Linked DNA regions of Mus musculus: region 1 is linked to region 2. The links are chromatin loops, found by intact Hi-C in ENCODE. Cell type or tissue: left cerebral cortex. All regions are shown on one strand. Links, peaks and the distances in the headings refer to the core of each region. The heading gives the core; the rest is flanking DNA.

Region 1 (9,249 bases), core at 905-8,904, 150 kb after region 2:
TGAAGAGTGAATCTGCTTTTTTAAATGACCTGACCTTGACTGTGGCCATTTAGTAACAGTGTTGTATTCATTAGCCTAAGTGGATGTGTTCTCATGCTGGCAACTGGCATCCTTCCTTGAACAAAGAAAGGTTTCAGTGAAACACTCTAGCTGAGACTTAAGGTCAGACCCTTTTAAAGTGCTAGTCTTAATGAGAAAGTTTGTTCTTTCCTGAGCTATTTGAAGCTTAAATATTGCATAGCTTCATGCCTGTGCACCATATTATGAACTAGTGTTCAGTTATGCAGACTCTTAATTTGTGTATAATGTTATTTACTATATAACATGTAATAAGGAGGCAGAGTTTATGGGAAAACTCATATTATCTTTGTGTCTTGTTTAAATATACTTTAAAGATAAAGGTTCAAAAATAAAAGACACCTGTTACTAGGCCTCGGGACACTTTCTCCTGAGCACCCAGTAGGTCAGGTTTTCATCTTCTGATCCTTCCCAGAGCCTGAGCCTGCTGCCTAGAGTTGGAAGGACCTGAATGGCTTCCTGTCATTTCTATGGTGACTGTGCTAATCCATTGCCCACATAGCCTGGCTTTTCTCACATGACATTCTGTGGCAAACTAACATACAGAGTCTGTGGCCAGTAAGTTGAAGAGAGAGAAGGCAAGAGAGAGAAAATCTGTTGCCCACAGAACTTTGTACAGCATTCAGGACACCCTGTTGCCCCACGAATCATACTTTGGGAGCCTGGATGTATTTGATCAAAAAAATCTTTCCTTGTGTAGGAACACTAACATTTCAGAATCAGACAGAACATATTTTTAGAGGGTATTAGGCTAACTGATGCTATGAAAAATGAAGCAAAACAAAGAAAGTACTGTTGTGTATCTCTCTCTGACCCAAAAATCCAAACAGATTTTAGTGCATTGGGATTTCAGATTTTTCTGTTTTGTGTTTGTGTTATAAAAAGACAATGCAGATATTCAAAAGTCAAACCCTGCAAAACCTGAACCCCTGTGCACCTCAGAGAAGTGGTGCTCCCCATGTACGCTCTACCTGCAGTTTCTCAACAGAGGACACGCAAGTCCTTTGTCATTTTTTGTTTCCAAGTAACTTGGGCTCAGAATGGAGCACTGCTTCCTCAGACCCTCAAGCAAGCTTCCCTTGCCCCTGACAATGACTGGGCTGCATTTCCCCCATTCCAGCCAGAGTCTGCATCTAGAGCCTGCCAGGCTCACTATAAGGTGAAGAGTTGTACTAGCTCTCTATAAGGACCAAACAGTGCCAGGAACAAGCCGAGGGAAACCAGACCCCAGTGGAACCAAAGCTTGATTCTGTTTATGGGAGAAGTAGCAGAGACATATAGGAGATGGACACCTATCAGCTTACAGGGCCCAGGGTTAGAGCAGCCGGATGGAGACCCTCAGCCAGACGGGACTGGGCAGAGGTTTAGGACTACCTAGAAAGAGGCTTGTGACAACTGATATCCCTAGTAAGGCTGCCTTGGCTAGCCACCTGCCATCTCCCTGGAGAAAAACACGCTTTTAATGGGGACTGCAGCACGGCACCTGCCACAGCTCAGGTTGGGGAGCAGGCTGTCATCTAATGAGCTGGCACAAAGTGACTGATAGAGTATGGGCTCTCTGCTAAGTGTGTCCCACAGTCTGGGAACTCCCAGGGGCTTCTTTGTGCTAGGGACATAATAACACACACGATCTCATTTGGACCGTCTCACTTTTCCAGCTTTTTGTTGACAAAGACACAATTGTTAATGCCGTTGGGGCATCACATGACATCCACCTCCTGAAGATTGACAACCGAGAAGATGAGCTGGTGACTGGAATCAACTCTTGGTGTGCACATCTAGTAGACAAGGTGAGTGACGAATGCCAAGCCACCTGGCTGGTCGGCTTGAGTTTTCTCCAGTGCTATTTTTCATGAGAAACGAAGTAGAGAAAAGAAACAGAGGTAAGGGTTGTAGAATTCTGCAATGCAGGTGGTATGGTCCAGTCATTCCTCATTGTATCTGTAACCCCTGCCTCAGAGAGAGACCAGCAGTGCATGTCAGGGGTGGGGCTGTGAGGTAAACATATTCCCTCTGTCTCTTGGGCCTCAGTAAATGATGTCAGCTATCATAGGCACTGCGCTCTGGTTTTCCTTTCGTTCCCCAGATTCACAAAGATGAGATCATGAGGAACCGTAAGCGAGTGAAGGAGATCAATCAATTCGTCGACCACATGCAGAGTGAACTGGACAACCTGGAATGTGGAGACATTATAGATTAGGTGTCAGCCATTGCCCCTGAGAGTTATGGGATTTTTTTCGTTCACCCCTCTCTCAACACTGTTGGTAATAATTCTCAATATAGAGAAAATTATATAGAGAAAAGGTCTGGTGTCAGTATTCTCTTAGAGGGAGATCACGTATGAGCAGGTCCTAAACCATCCACATGCACACGTCTGGGTGGCTGGCAGTCGGCTAGAGGCGTGGTTATGGCAGAACACTAACCTCGTGCTAGTGCTCTTCTGCTGGCTGTGGCCGTCATGAGCTGCAGGCATTATCTTTCCCAACTCTGGATGCTGAGGACCAGGGAAGCAAGAAGCTGAAGCTCCCATGCGCCCATGTGGAAGATGAGTGGAAACACACATGTGCATGTCTTCCCATCACGGTAACAGACTCCATTCGCAATCACCTTATAGAGTTTATTCTTGATCTTAGTTGCATAGGGTCCAGTCCATGATCAGTTGGTACCATCATGGCAGGCGCACACAGAGCAAAATGATCCACTTCACAGCCAAGAAGTGAGATGAAGAGGAAGGATTGGGGTGTGTGTGTGTGTGTGTCTCAGAATCTCCTTTGATAGCACATCCACAATGACCCAAAGATCTTCCATGAGGCTCTGCCACCCAATAGCAAGACCCAGGGGCATTGGCCTTTGACACACAGGCTTTTAGGGATACTGGGTGACTTCTCCTGGGGAGTCTATTTCTACCTTCCTCGGGTAGGACAACAGACCAGAGAAATACTTCCATCCAAGTCTAGCATGATGGCCAATGGGCTTAATTAGGACTACTTACAGAATGTGAGCAATCTGCTGGCAGAATCTTGCCTTCCCTCTAGCAACTGGTAACTACTTATGTACACCCCTGGGGAGGACAGCAGCCTTAATGGCTCTTGTCTCTTCCCATGAGGGAATTGTTGTTGGGCCAGACGTGTGAGGGACTCTTGCAGATGATCATAGCTGCTGATTCCCAGATGGCAATGGCTATGCCATGCCTAGAGGACAAGAGTTCCACATTCTCTGCTCTGTCGTCTGCCTCTTCTACAGTGCTCCCTGCACTTTGGTGAGGCTGACTGCTAGAGATGCATAGTTATTTTCATCCATTTAGGACTGAGCACTGGCTGCTACGCCTCAATATTTACTTGTTCTCAGTAGTTTAGGCAGGTGTGTCTCTACAGTAGCCACCACTTTAATACAAAAAGAAGCATTGCTGACTAACGCCAATCACAGCAAAAACCTCTGGGCATAAGCACAAATATTAGAAACCAATTTGAAAACCAGACTGGGGCACTGTAGTGATCTGAATATGTTTGGCTCAAGGAGTGGTACCACTTGGTGGTATGGCCTTGGAGTAGGTGTGTAACTGTGGGCATGGGCTTTCAGACCTTCTTCCTAGCTGCCTGGAAGCCAGTCTTCTTCTGTTTGTCTTCGGAATAAGGTGTAGAACTCTTGACTCTTCCTGCATAATGCTTGCCTGAACGCTGCCATGCTCCTTCCTTGATGACAGTGGACTGAACCTCTGAACCTGTAAGCCAGCCCCAGCTAAATGTTGTCTTTATAAGACTGGTCTTGGTCATGGTGTCTGCTCACAACGGTAAAACCCTAAGGCAGGCACATACCTGTAATCCCAGGAAGATCAGAAGTTCAAGGTCATATCATTAATCTTCAGTCATATAGTGAATTTAAGACAAGCCTGGGTTAGAAATACCGTCTAAATAAATAAATAAAAATAAAAAAGGACTGGAGACACAGGTAGGGTAGAGAGAAAGAGCAAGAATGAAAGACCCAGAGGGAGTGTACATATTTTGTTAGTCAAATAATATACATTTAACAAGAAAACAATAGCTTCTCCACTAAAACCTATGCCCTCCTTTAACACAGATTTTGTCCTGGCATGGGTCCCTGTACTGGCTAGTTTTGTGTCAACTTGACACAGCTGGAGTTCACAGAGAAAGGAGCTTCAGTTGAGGAAATGCCTCCATGAGATCCAACTGTAAGGCATTTTCTCAATTAGTGATCAAGGGGGAAAGGCCCCTTGTGGGTGGGATCATCTCTGGGCTGGTAGTCTTGGTTCTATAAGAGAGCAGGGTGAGCAAGCCAGGTGAAGCAAGCCAGTAAAGAACATCCCTCCATGGCCTCTGCATCAGCTCCTGCTTTCTGACCTGCTTGAGTTCCAGTCCTGACTTCCTTGGTGATGAACAGCAATGTGGAAGTGTAAGCCGAATAAACCCTTTCCTCCCCAACTTGCGTCTTGGTCATGATGTTTGTGCAGGAATAGAAACCCTGACTAAGACAGTCCCCACTGTGGAGTGGGTCTTCAATCCAAATGGAACGTAGTTTTTTGTACCCGTGTATCCTGCCACTATTGCACCTGTGGGGATCTTGCATGGATGTCATGCTGACAGCCTAAGACATGAGGCCCACAGCTGAGCAGGACCCTTGATGAGAATTCTCCCCTTGCAGCCTGCTCAGTGCTCCAGCCAGCATGAGCCAGTCGGGAAGGAGCTTCCAGTTCTGGCATGCCGCCAACAGCAGTGGGAACTGTGTATACTGTGTGTGTGCCTAAGAAACCTCCCCCACAAACAACTCGGGGAGGTAGCCCACCCCGGCCCTGGAATTCTTATTCAACAACCTTATGTCTTCTGGCTGTGCCTTCTCTTACTCACAAAGGTGCCTTCTGAGTTGACACTCTTGTATTTGGGGGTTTTGTTTGTTTGAGACAGGGTCTCACTATGTATTAGCCCTGGCTGACCTGGAACTAACTCTGTAGACCAGGCTGGCTTCAAACTCAGAGATGTTGCCTCTGCCTCCCAAGTGCTGGGATTAAAGGGCGTGCAGCATCATGTCTGGTGTTGCTCCTGTTTTGTTTTTTTCTATATAGACACAGGCTGTTGTAGGAAGTTCTCAGCCACTACACTTGGTGGCACTTGTGCCTTACCTAAGTACAAAATTCTCCACACTGTTCACAGATGTCCCCTGACCCCTGCATGGGCTGATTTCCCATGTGTGTGCCTCTTAAGTACATTTGCATGTCCTTCAGATACATTTCTAAATCTGTAAACATCTCAGAAATTAACATTATGTGGTAGATCCTTTTTATAGAGTGGGCAGGTTCTCTGAAGGCCCACCACCATCTGTTCCGAACCAGTGCCAACTGGACGAGGGAGTCAGCAGCTAAGGATACTAAAAACTTAGCTGGTCCAAAACAGCATGAAAGGGTCCCACAGTGGTGCTGTGGGAGGCACTGTGGTATTTAGCTCTCTGCCATCCATAAGCCTTCATGTCTCCTCATCCTGGGCCCAACACACCTCTCTCCAAAACAGTGAACTCAAAGGACCAAGGGGAGCAGGGCCATGCTCATCTGTTATACCAGCCTCTCCATCTGGCTTCCCAGGTCTATCACACTTTTAGCCAGCACCCTGGTGGCGTCTACCTCTCCTTAGCCATACCTGGCTACTCAAGGGCAGGGCAAACATCTCCATACCCAATATATGTTCTTGTAAGAAAGAAATGTACGCAGCTTACTTTGGGGATAGGATAGGGGAGACAGGCTCAATCTTTGCCTGTGCTGCCCAGCTGTCTTCTGAGAGCTGTTGCTCAAGCTTTAATGTCTTCTAGAGCCTCATGAGCTCAGACTTGGCAGTTTTGACTTAAAGTTCCACCTCTACGGGAGTCTTGCTGTATCAGTCAGGGCTCTCTAGAGGAATGCTTGAGTAGGGGGATGAGCAGGTATTAGAGTGGTTTACAGGCTGTAGTCCAGCTTATCTCACAATGGCTCTCTACCATCAGAAGGTCCAAGAATCCAGTAGTTGTTCAGTCCACAAGGCTGGATGATCCAACTGGTCTTCAGTATATGCTGGAATCCTGAAGAAGTAGGCTGTAATGCCAGTGAAGGAATGAACTTGCTATGAGAGCAACCAGGCAGAGAACAAGACTCCTTCTGTCCCATCCTTTATATAGGCTACTCGCAGGAGGAGTGGCCCAGGTTAAAGGTGGACCTTCCTACCTCAAAAAGCTGAATTAGCTGGATTTTACCATTTCAAATGATTTAATTAAGAAAAAGAAAAATTCCCTCACCAGGATCTCAGCATTCAGATCCCTGAGTTAGAGGCCAGCCTGGTCAACAGAGTGAGTTCCAAGGCAGCCAGAGCTACACAGAGAAACACTGTCTTGAAAAACAAAACAAAAACCACAAACCAAAGCAAACCAGTTTTTCTTTTTGAAGAACTGACAAGAGGGCTCAGTAGTTAAAAGCACTTGCTACTTTAAAGGACCATGGTTCGATTCTCAACACTAATATGGCAGCTCGCAACCATTTCTAATTCCATTTCCAGGGAATCCAATGACCTCTTCTGGCCAGTACATGGTGCACATACATACATACAAAATAGACATACACATAAAACAACAAAATTAAAATTTCCCCCCAATTCAAGTAGCTCAGAGACAGGTATCGTGATGCACACCTGTAATCCTAACACTCAGGAAGTTGAGGCAGGACAACTCCAAGTTTACGGCCAGACTCAGCTACATCATTCCAGCTACATAGCTCTATATCTGGGCTATACAGTAAGACACTATCTAAAAGGAGAAGGAGGAGGAAGAGGAGGAAATAGGAGGAGGAAGATGAAGGAGGAAGAGGAGGAGCAGCAGCAGCCATAAAGCACAAAACTTAACCATTTTTGAGAAAAATTTAAATTCCTTGTTATGTTGTTAGTAATCACTGTTAATATTTACTTCCAGAAGTATCTTTTTCTGACTAGTATTGCTCCTGAAATGCTCTTGGTGTTCTGTTTTTGACATCTCTGCACTATTAACTATTTCCATTAAGTTTTACTTTTGCTATTGATGCCTTTCATCTTTCATTAGTTCATTATTTCAGTTTAAATCTAATTAAACATTTGGTACATGTATGTAAGTTCCAAAGTCCTTAATCTTGCATAGTGTCCCAGAGTCTGGTCCCGCGCTGCTGTCACTGTTGCTTTACTAATAATCACCCTTCTAGAAATACTGGAAAAGAAAAAACGTCAAGAGTATTCCCTGATTACAATAGTTTCCTGTGCTAGACCATTGGGGCCATCATGTTAAATCATGGTTTTCCTTCCTCTGTGTTGATTTGATCTGAAGGTACTGTCTATCACTTCTGCTTCATTCCCTTCTCTACCTGTCCTAAGGCTGACATACTTTCCCACTGTGACTTCTTCCTTATACAGGCACTAGTACTTTTTGGGGCAGTCAACTCAGGCTCAGTTGCGTGTCTCACAGTAAAACACACATAACTCTTATCACAGCCTGTTTAGGAATAATTCACATAGGTACCATGTTCAGCGATTGCAATGAGTCCATCAGTCATTTGGGGCTATCTCCTGTACTCTCAGACCCCATCCATGGAAGAGGCATGCCACTCTTTATTATGTACAAGACAATAGCCATCTGTAATCCCCTGTCCTCCACACATACAAGGAGCCTCTACCTTTGGCTGTCTCCGCTTTAGCTGTAGGTCTTATTACCCTTGGCAGGGGCCACACGACGACCACTATATACCAATATACTACTGTAAACCAATAGGGGATGTCTGCCACATAGGACTGATCTCCACCTCAGGTGGCTCAGTCTCAGCTGCAGATGCCCCTCTTAGGCTCATGTTTGGTTCTGTCATGTCTACATATACTTGGGGCACCAAGTAACGTGACTTTCCAAGGAGTCTACTACTCTCTCCAGATAATGACAAACCAAAAAAGCAATTCCACCCAGTCTATCCTGGAGAACCAATGAGAATCTTAAGCTTACTTGCAGTAGAGCTGGCCACTTACTCCAACAATCGTTAACTACTCATGTCTTGAGGAGGGGGCAACCAGACAAACCCTCTCATCATCCATGAGGGATATTAATGGCCCAATCCTATGTAGGTAATATAGCTGCTCTGATCTTAAGAAACCAGTGGGCATGGCATATCCAGAGGACATAATTCTACAATACGAGGAGACACCATTGCAATATCCCATGCAGGACATAGCACGTCAGTAGTAACCAGGCCAGGACAACTTTTGCATTTAACCCAGAAACAACATATTTAAAAAAAAAAAAAAAAAAGCTGGCTGTGGCGGCACATTTATTTATCTTATTTATTTTTAAAGATTTATTTTATGTATATGAGCACACCATTGCTTTCTTCAGACACACCAGAAGAGGGCATCAGATCCCATTATAGATGGTTGTGAGCCACCATCTGGTTGCTGGGAATTGAACTCAGGACCTCTGGAAGAGCAGTCAGTGCTCCTAACTGCTGAGCCATTTCTTCAGCCCGAAACAACATATTTTTAAGAGTAAAAAAAATTTTTTTTAAAGAATAGGAAGAACAAACAATAAGTAACTGCTTAGACCAAAGATTCACTTTTTTTTTAAAAGATTTATTTATTTATTATATGTAAGTACACTGTAGCTGTCTTCAGACACACCAGAAGAGGGCCCCAGATCTTGTTACAGATGGTTGTGAGCCACCATGTGGCTGCTGGGAATTGAACTCACGACCTTGAGAAGAGCAGTCAGTGCTCGTAACCGCTGAGCCATCTCTCCAGCCCTCCAAAGATTCACTTTTAAAAGATCATTTGATGAAAAGCCAGGGAGTATGGGGTGTGGGGTGTGGAAGGCCTTCAGGAAAAGGCTTGCATGTGGCGATGTGCTTTTCCTGCCCTCCCCATGAGGTTCCTAGCCATTAGTAGCAGATGTAATAATGGTGACAGAGCTCAGATAAAACAAAAAGAATGGAGAAATGCCAAGGCTCAAATAAAAATGAGGCTTGATATATTTCCAGAATGAAAAAATATTTAATAAAATCAGGGTCAAGAGAAAGTCCCTATACCACTTGTCTTCCTCCCTCACTTCTGGTCAGACCAAGGGCGCCTGCATCGGAAGCTATCTGACCTCAAGTCAGGCACACTGTGTCTTCAGGGCTTCTCAGGATGCTTCTTTATA
Region 2 (9,249 bases), core at 490-8,489:
GACCTAAGTGAACCATGGCAGCTCCGAGACTGCACCCTTCATTTATTTGTTTGTTTATTTATTTGTTTGTTTGTTTTTATAGGTCAGGGATAGTGACACATGCCTTTAATCCTAGCACTTAGGAGGTACAGGCAGGAGATCTTTATGAGTTCAAGGCCCGCCTGTTCTACAAAGTTTGTGCCAGGACAGCCAGGACTACATAGAGAGATCCTGTTTTAAAAACAAACAAACAAATAAACAAACACAACAACAACATCAACAAAACCTCCCACAAGATTTGCAGGAGCCAGAGGAGTGAAGGACACCAGAACAAGTCCCACAGGTCCTCTATGTGAGTCTGTGCTAGGTCCTCTGCATGGGTCTGTGCTAGGTCCTCTGCGTGGGTCTGTGCTAGGTCCTCTGCGTGGGTCTGTGCTAGGTCCTCTGCGTGGGTCTGTGCTAGGTCCTCTGCGTGGGTCTGTGCTAGGTCCTCTGCATGGGTCTGTGCTAGGTCCTCTGCGTGGGTCTGTGCTAGGTCCTCTGCATGTGTCTGTGCTAGGTCCTCTGCGTGGGTCTGTGCTAGGTCCTCTGCATGGGCCTGTGCTAGGTCCTCTATGTGAATCTGTGCTAGGTTCTCTGCATGGGTCTGTGCTAGGTCCTCTGCGTGTGTCTGTGCTAGGTCCTCTGCATGTGTCTGTGCTAGGTCCTCTGCGTGGGTCTGTGCTAGGTCCTCTGTGTGGGTCTGTGCTAGGTCCTCTGTGTGGGTCTGTGCTAGGTCCTCTGTCTGTATGTTATGGTGTTAACTTGGTGTTTTAGCTGGACTCCTAACAGTAGGAGTAGGGGGTGGTGTCTCTGACTCTTTGGCCTGCTCTTGGGACACCTCTCCTCCTCCTCACCTTGGTATGAGGGTTTGTGTCGAGTCTTATCCCACCTTATATGCTGAACTCAGTTGATATCCCTGGGAGACCTGCTCTTTTCTGAAGGGACAGAGGAGGAAGGAATGGATCTGAGGGAGAGGGGGTGGGGACTGGGCGGAGTCAAAGGAGGTATTGAAAAAAATAAATAAAACAAAAACAAAACAAAAAGAGAACTAGAAAGACTACATGGGCATGGTGGTGGGTAACTGTAATCTGAGCATTTGGGGAGAGACTGGGGCAGGAAGGTCAAGAGTTCAAGGCCAGTCTGAGACACGTGTGTGTGTGTGTGTGTGTGTGTGTGTGTGTGTGTGTGTGTTGCAGAGGTGCTTCTGACATCTTTGTAATGCAGCCCAATGGGCTTATGGGCAGCAGTCACACATCACACATTATTTCCTGCTGTACATCTCCAGTGAAGGGTTACATGGAACTACTGGGTTAGAGAGCCTCCAAAGCAAACAGTGCCTGTGTTCTGTTCTTACTTATGTCATAGCACTGTCCTCTGACAAACTTATACAGAAACCTGCCAGTCAGCAGAGTGAGTGGCTACAGCCTCCAAGGGGCTCACACTGCTGTCAGGCTCCTTTAATGGAGAAGGCTGGCCTAGAGTCAAAGCAAGCCACAACCCTGGGCCAATTGGGAAGTGCCTAAATCGGTACAGATGGGAGCAGTTTTCCACACTACCCACGTAAAGCTAGGTCCAGAAGAAACCAAAAAAAAAAAACCAACTTTGTCCTGTGGGAGGCTTCGGGAAGAAAAAAGAGGGTTCAAGTTTATCACTTTAAGTGGTTTGGCTGCAGGAAGAAGTGAAGAAAAGTGTGTTTCCCCAGAGAAACAGTGCTCACATCCAGCCTACTTCACTCAATACCCCAGAAGTACTGACATTTACAAAGGGAATGATCTTTTTTCAAGACTAGAAATAGAGGAAATCCTGTTCTTTAGTAAAGGTTCCCCTCCCCCAGTCCTTTTCAAATTCAAAGGATCATCAAAGGAGCAGGTGCAAACCCTGTCTCAGCCCTCCCTGGGACTCACAGGGAGCAGAGGTGGAGGCTGCAGTCAGCTGCCTGCTCTTCTGTTCTCTGGAGAACAAGAAGCACTTTTTCTGTCATCCAAGAGCAAATGAGCATCTCTGATGACTACTCCCCACCTCTAACACCTCCCAGGCTCCCAGGCTCCTCTCCCTGCTTTGTTTATGAATGAACTTCCTCTGATACACCAATCATCTTCTCAAGGAGAAGACCCCGAGGACTTTGCCCCACCTCTCATAGCGGAGGAAGACATTGTTGAGGTCATCGTTGACGTGCAGCAGCTCCTCGGTGACCTCCTCATTGGACACTCGGGAGATGAGCTCCACTATGCGGTGCTGCATGGCTCGGCAGGTCCTGTTCAATTCCTAGGGAACATATGCACTTCTGGCAGGGCCTGCTGGGAATGCTTTTCTCACATTCCACTGCCTTTGAAAGGATTTGCACTGTTTCTTGAAAGTCACAGAAGGAGTACATGCTTGTTCATAAAATCAGGCGTGTGCAGAATGTGAAGTTAACAGCTTCCTCCTCTCCTGCCTCAGAGGAAGCAAGTAGTTCTGTAGGCTTGCGAGCATGTGCAACCACACACACACACACACACACACACACACACACAATGACGGACACACACATGCACGCATTCACACAGATACCCAGACACACACACAGAGATGCACACTCACACGTGCACACACACACATACACACACACACCTCTGAGCATACACAAGTATGTTAGTACAAGTCATTTTTAAAAAGAATATTTAATGCAAATAAATTTGGAAATCAATATGGGATACCTATAAAGATACAATTTAGTAAGGCTATTTAAGCAGATATATTCCTATAATTCCACTAAAAACAAAACAATTAATTAAACCATCACATACAGAAAAAAGCTTTGGATGGCTGAAATAATACCATAACAACCATTTTGCTTTGTCTTTGTCAGTTAAGCTTTCGCCTGTGTTTGATTTGAGTTATAAAGTTAAACCATCACTCTCTAGTGTTAAGGTTGCACCACACAGCTGGGCAGTGGTGGCACACACTTTTAATCCCAGCACTTGGGAGGCAGAGGCAGGTGGATTTCTGAGTTCGAGGCCAGTCTGGTCTACAGAGTGAGTTCCAGAACAGCCAGGGCTACACAGAGAAACCCTGTCTAAAAAACAAAAAACAAAAAAACAAAAAAAACCCACCAAAAACCAAAAAAACAAAGAAACAAAAAAAACCCTGCAACCAATCCCCCTGAACGACTACCAACAACCAACCAACATCTCAGGGCTCTATCATTATAGAGCCTCTGAAAAGTTCCCAGAATTCCAAACATCACACAGTCACAGAATCATCTGCAGCTGTCAAAACCACCCCTCTGCTGGAGCACAAGACAAATCATAGTCAGCTGCTGTGGTCAGTGTGGAGCAGCCTCATATCCCACACCTGGGATTAAAACAAAAATACTCTCTTATAATGTTTCTGTGTTTTTTTTTTAAGTTTTATTTATTCATTATATGTAAATACACTATTGCTTTCTTTAGACACTCCAGAAGAGGGCATCAGATATCACCACGGATGGTTGTGAGCCACCATGTGGTTGCTGGGAACTGAACTCAGGGCCTTTGGAAGAGCAGTCAGTGCTCTTAACCTCTGAGCCATCTCTCCATCACCTCTGTGTTTTTAAAGAAAACAAAATTCCAGAACTGTCACTGCACAGGGGTTGGATGACTTCAACAGCTAACTACAAATCCTTTTAAAAGCGTTCTCTTTATGTGTGTGTGCCTGAGAGGATGCTTGTGCACCACCTGCACGCAGGTGCTGGTGGAAGCTGGAAGACTGTGTCAGGTCCCCGGGAATTAGAGTCACAGGCAGCTGTGGACTGCACAATGTGGGTGCTGGCAATCAAACCCGAGTCCTCTGCAAGAGTAGTCAGTGCTCCCAACTGCTGAGCTATCTCTTAGGCCCAGTACAAATTATTTTTAAGATAGAAAAGCATGATGCTTTGTGCTTGCTTCTCTTCAACAAAATCTCCTAGGCTCCTTTGCCTACGACTTTGTACAGCCTGCCTCACTTCTTCACATGCATCTCACACTGTACAGAGCTTGCTACCTGCTACTGATGGGTACGTGGCTTGTGGTAATCTTTTTCTTTGGCCAACCCAAACAATGTAATTCATACTTATGCCAATTCTTACATAGTTGGGCAAGTACTTGCATAGCATGAGCTCCTTAGAAATAGAATCTCTCTAGTGAAAGTATTACATTTAGAACACAGATTGGTGGTCAGAATAAAAGGCCCTCCACGAATGGGGCAGTTTGCTTGCATTGCCAGCAATGGCAGGACTGGATCTTATGACAGCGTCATGTAATTTACAGTGGCACATCTGTTAAGTTGCTAGGATCTCAGAAGCACCACAGTTCTCACAGAGTTCTCTGTTGGCCAAAGCTGCACCTGCAACCCTCAGCCACCACAGGAGCTCTCTCAACTCTTCAGAGCAGCATCCCCTTAAGACAGACCCTGTACCTCACACGCTGGTTTATAGGAGCCCTCTTGCCCCAGAGCAAGCTCCTAGCTAGGATCTTGTTTGCAGAGAGCCTTAAGCACTCGCTAGGGACCTGCCCTGTTGTATGTCAAACTAAGGATACTACAGAGGAAACATGGCAGGCTGGTCAGGCTGGCCCCTCAGCCTTCCTGTAGGCCATCAGGGTCGAGGCAGAAGTGAAATACTGTTCCTGGACACTGGGGGGAGCTAATAATCCAGTTAGATATGGGAACAGACACTAAAGCTGGCCAAACTTCTCATAGCTCCACCTCAGCACCGCCTCAGTCTGCAGATAGGTCTTATAGACTACCAGATCTAGTCACAGCAAGCACAGGCAATCTTTGCCTCTTTTTGTCTCATCATCCTACTGTCCTGGCTAGGAGACCTCTCTTCCCATCTTCTCACCACCAAGGACAACATGTAGCAGCATTTTCCAATGCTCCCTAGAGAATGAGTACACAAGGCAGGTGGCCCTCTACCCACTCAGTGCTTCAGCTCTCAATGCTATGACATGTGTGTCCTAGGCCTGACTGCTCTCTCTTCCCATAGTGCTCAGCCTCAGAGTTCCATAACGCCTACTAAGGATCAAGGTCTGGCCTAAATGGATCACCCTGGAAGCACTCAAACACAGGCCAGGAGAGACTTGCACTTAGGTAGCTGAGAGTCTGGTATTTACCTGAACAAAAGATCCTTTGAGCCTCCTTCCGCCCTGGATCTGACCCTTGCAGGGCCTGTCATCCTGTCTGCCCTGCCAGAACAGCACCACACAAGGAACGCCAGTGTCTGGGCCTGCTTCTCTGAACAGAACAGACCCCTCCTCTTGGCTCTCCAAAAATTCCTACCCTAGATTTGGAGAAGGAAGTATGGTCCCTGGAAGAGGCTCTCCAACAAAGGCAAAGTCCACCACAAAGGCCCAGGGCAGGAAAGCAGGACCCTTTCTAATACTTATGGCTAGGCAGCAATCCTTGGGGGCTTGGTTGGAGAAAGAGAAGGAAAAAGTCAGTCAGTTCTCATTCCAACTACAGGCCAATGGCAAGGTGGAAGACCTGCAAGTCAGAGGGCACATGGCATGTTGCTGCAAACAGTTCTAGAGCATCACCTTCTAGAGCCCACCGGTCATCTCCAAACATGTCTTAGACATGGATGAGAGGTGGCCTCACGAACTTACCACACTGCTCAGGGATGGCAAGGGGCTGGCCCTCTGCCAACAATGTCCTTTCCTTTCATTAAACTCCTAACGTATCCTTCCAGACCCCAGGATGTGTCCCTACCCCAGTATGTTATCATATAAATTTTCAAAAATATAGCAAAGTGCTAGGCATGGCACATACCTTTCCAGCACTCGGGAGGGAGGCAGGCAGATCTCTCCGAGTTTGAGGCCAGGCAGCAAGCTCTATATAGCAAGTTCCAGGACAGCTAGAGATATATAGAGACCTTATCTCAAAACAAACAAACAAACAAACAAACAAACACACCATGCAGGTGCTGGAGAGGTGAATCAGCAGTTAAGAGCACTAGCTGTTCTTGTAGAGCCCAGCTTTAATTCTCAAGATCCTTAGTTATTCATATGGTACACATAAATACACACAAAGCACTCATACACCTAAAATAGATATATTTTAAAAATACATATATACAAATGTATGTGGATATATATATAACAAAAGTACAACCACTTAAATTTTACAGTGTCAGCTTTGCCATGTAACTCCCACATATTCACCTCCCTGCCCACTCAGAATGTTTTCTAGAGATCCTGGCAGACCCTCCCTTCACAGAGCTCACACAGCATTCCAGACCTGGACTGCATCTGCTGCCTCTCACTGTCAGTACAGCTCTTATAGCAGAGCCTTCAAGTAACGACTAGCTTGCTCTGCTCCAAAGAGTAGCTGTTAGATTCAGATCCTAGATTCACAGAAGAGCCATGCGGCACACTGCAGAGTGTCTTAGACACTGCAGTGTTAGGCATTGTGGTATATGCTTATGATCTCAGGAGGCTGAGGCAGGTGGGTTGCAAGTGAGAGGCCATACAAGACAGCATAATGCAATGCTGTCTCTCGGCAAAATCAAAACCAAGCAACTAACCAAAACTCATGGCTGCAGCTCTTAAAGCATCAGGGTCCCACCTACAAAGGAAGAGAGCAAGGCTGTGATGGCTTCCACCACAGAGCCCCACCCAGAAAGGATGCTGAGGACTAAGCAGCAGCAGCAGCAGCGCACGCAGGAATGGCTAGAGATATTCTCCATACTCATAGGTCTGATCCCAGACCTCTGCAGAGTTGGAGGAAGACTTCCATTACTTTCAAGCCCATTAGGAAAATGCTAGAGGCCTGCTGAAGGAAAGAACAGACAAGTGCGCTCAGACACTAACACAAGAAGCACCTGCTTTGACCGCATTTGCTGCCTCTCTCACCACTCCTCCTGCCAGGGTTATAGGAAGGGAAACCTCTCTCCAGAGTCTCACAGGCCACACTGTGGAAGACTCCTCCAGGGCTGTCACAAGCACTCTGCCCAGGGACAGGCTCACACATTCCAGCCTTCTGACTCATGGTCTCTGCACATTTCCTGACTTCAACTTTTAAACCAGTGTCTCAAAAAAGGGTAAAAAAGAGATGAAATCCCATATATGTAAAATGAAATCATTACAAAGGATATATTAGCAATCTAAAATTCATGTGTCATGATTCAGTGGTGCATTCTAATTCTAAAGAACAACATGCATTTACTTATGGCTCCCAATTGCCTGTAACTCCAGGTCCAGGGGACATGACACCCTCTCCTGACCTCTGCTGGTACCAGGCACACAAGAGAAACAGACATACAGACAAAACATTTATATGCATAACGTAAAATAATACATCTTTAGAGATGGCTCAGTGGTTAAAATGTGCACTGCTGTTGCAGGGAACCCGAGTTCAGTTCTTAGCACACAAAGGGTGGCTCAAAACCACATAACTCCCAACTCCAGGAGATATGGTGTCCCCTTCTGGTCTTCGTCTGTACTTACATGCACATACCCTCACACAGGCACATCATTAAAAGTTTAAAAAAATCATGTTTAAAAAGAAAAGGAAAAAGAGATGGAGCATAACCTTGGGATTTGTGCCACTCTGTGCCAGCCGACCACCCTCATGGCCTCCCTGGTGTCATCTACCGCCATCACAGAAGGCTGTTGGAGATACCTCAGTCCCCCTCTATTCTTAACCATGAGGAGCAGTGACTGATTCTCTCCTGGGCCAGAGGCCAGCAACTTGTGCAGGTCTTTCTTTCCACCATGCAGACTCTGGGCCAGGAATTCCTTCAGTGCCAAGGCCTTCCGCTCTGGCATCCTCCTATCTCTGGTTCTCAGCAGCCAGTCACTTCTGCAAATGCCTGCCGTCAGTCAGAACACTGGATCAAATACCCTCTTTGCTGCCTCGTTAACCCTGATGCAGTTATCTTCCCTTCAAGAGACAGTTTCATCCCTACCTCACAACATAATCTTTTTATCCTCTAAACCCTTTTCAAGGCAAAGGAACAGAGAATTCAGTCCTGAAGACTCGTCCTGTTGCAGCAGCAAAGGGGACGGGGAGGAGGGAAGGTCCACTGAAAGAGAGAAGGGAGAGCATGAGGTGTGGGATACGCTAGATTTTTTCTGGGAAGAATATCTTGGCCACTCTCTTTGTTGAAATGAGATGCACAAAGTGAGCAGGGATGGCCACAAGGTACTCAAAAAACAGCACAGAGAGGGCTCTTTCCATCTGATAGAGACCTATACAATATCCATCACTGCAAAGGCTCAATTAGATCCCAGTAAAACATAGTCTGTTTTGGCCGAGGGCATGTACTTTAGGAAGGAAAACGACAGCTTTGCACTCCAGGGCTCAACCACGTGTATGTATATGTGAGATGCAGGTGGCACGCCATGCCAGGGGTGACATACACTTTAATACTAAGACTCGGGAGGTAGAGTCAGGCATGTCTCTGAATTTGAGGTCAGCATACTCAACATAGAGAGTTCCAGGGCAGCCATAGTTGTGGTAAGACTGTCTCAAAATAAAAAAACACAAAACAAAAGGTACTGGATGGCAGCGGGTTTGACAATACCTGCCTCCTGTGGTGGGCTGCCTGTTACTATACAAGAGGCATGTCACCAGCATGGACACCGGCCAGTAGGTAGGGCTTACAGCAGTCCTTGGATACCCAAGGCTCTACCCACGTGGGTAAGGCATTTTCTTTGTGCTTTTGTCTAGCACAGACCATATTAAAGCTACAGGGAACAGACTTGGGTTCAGTGTCCAGAGGGGCTTTTTAACAATAGTTAAGAAGCTATGATTCACAGAGGACATGCCCTGTGACAGCCAAGTTCACAGTAAAAGCAATCACTCCAGGCACCAAGGAAGGAGATCCAGGCACAGGAAGGGCCGTGCCTTACCCGCAGCCTTCCAGATGTGCATCTGGCCATTTGTACGTTGTCTGCCCTGCTGTGCTCAGAGGCTAACCTAGTTGGCTTCTGGAAACAAATAGTGCTTTTATGACAGCCAGAACAGCCTGTCACTGGGCTGTGAAAAAATAACTGATCCAAGACTCTGGAGAGGGACTCTGGGCACAGGTGTTGAGTTGGAATAGCTGTCTGGAAGATATTGCTCAACTCAGAAAGTAGAGGATCTGACTGACATCTACCCTGGGAGGTGCTGAGAGTCCTCTTCCAACATCTTACCTCCTTGGGGCCTCCAGCAAAGCTGACAGCACTACGTGTTATTGGTCTTGGCCTTTCCTCAGGTACAAGTCACTTTTCCAGGAATCTCCAGACAAGT

What was found. Peaks named below come from ENCODE experiments on the same cell type or tissue, not always from the same donor. Only the 100,000 strongest peaks of a DNase experiment are listed, where the experiment ranks them.
Region 1: it touches region 2 in a loop (2.1-fold over the local background); 2 of 42 quality-filtered maps call a loop at or near these places.

What each region holds. Positions count from the first base shown.
Region 1 is chr11:60,391,961-60,401,209 of GRCm38, forward strand. It overlaps Drc3 (dynein regulatory complex subunit 3), which reads left to right. Exons shown (of 14, transcript NM_029044.2): 13 at 1,737-1,868; 14 at 2,165-2,373. The coding sequence ends at 2,278. Atpaf2 (ATP synthase mitochondrial F1 complex assembly factor 2) reads right to left here. Exons shown (of 8, transcript NM_145427.3): 8 at 8,664-9,249. Among named protein-coding and RNA genes, the nearest start is that of Atpaf2, 20 kb to the right of the region's middle. In left cerebral cortex, for the core only: no CTCF peak of the experiment used is centred there; DNase peaks (open chromatin) are centred at 4,853 and 5,417; H3K27ac peaks cover 1,497 bases.
Region 2 is chr11:60,246,779-60,256,027 of GRCm38, forward strand. It overlaps Tom1l2 (target of myb1-like 2 (chicken)), which reads right to left. Exons shown (of 15, transcript NM_153080.3): 8 at 2,153-2,286. It overlaps Gm38501 (a long non-coding RNA gene), which reads right to left. Exons shown (of 2, transcript XR_388700.2): 1 at 9,153-9,249; 2 at 7,883-8,038. Among named protein-coding and RNA genes, the nearest start is that of Gm38501, 7.4 kb to the right of the region's middle. In left cerebral cortex, for the core only: CTCF peaks have their summits at 3,521, 4,649 (motif pointing right), 7,309 and 7,508; DNase peaks (open chromatin) are centred at 1,588, 2,063, 2,322, 4,664 and 1 more place; H3K27ac peaks cover 1,034 bases.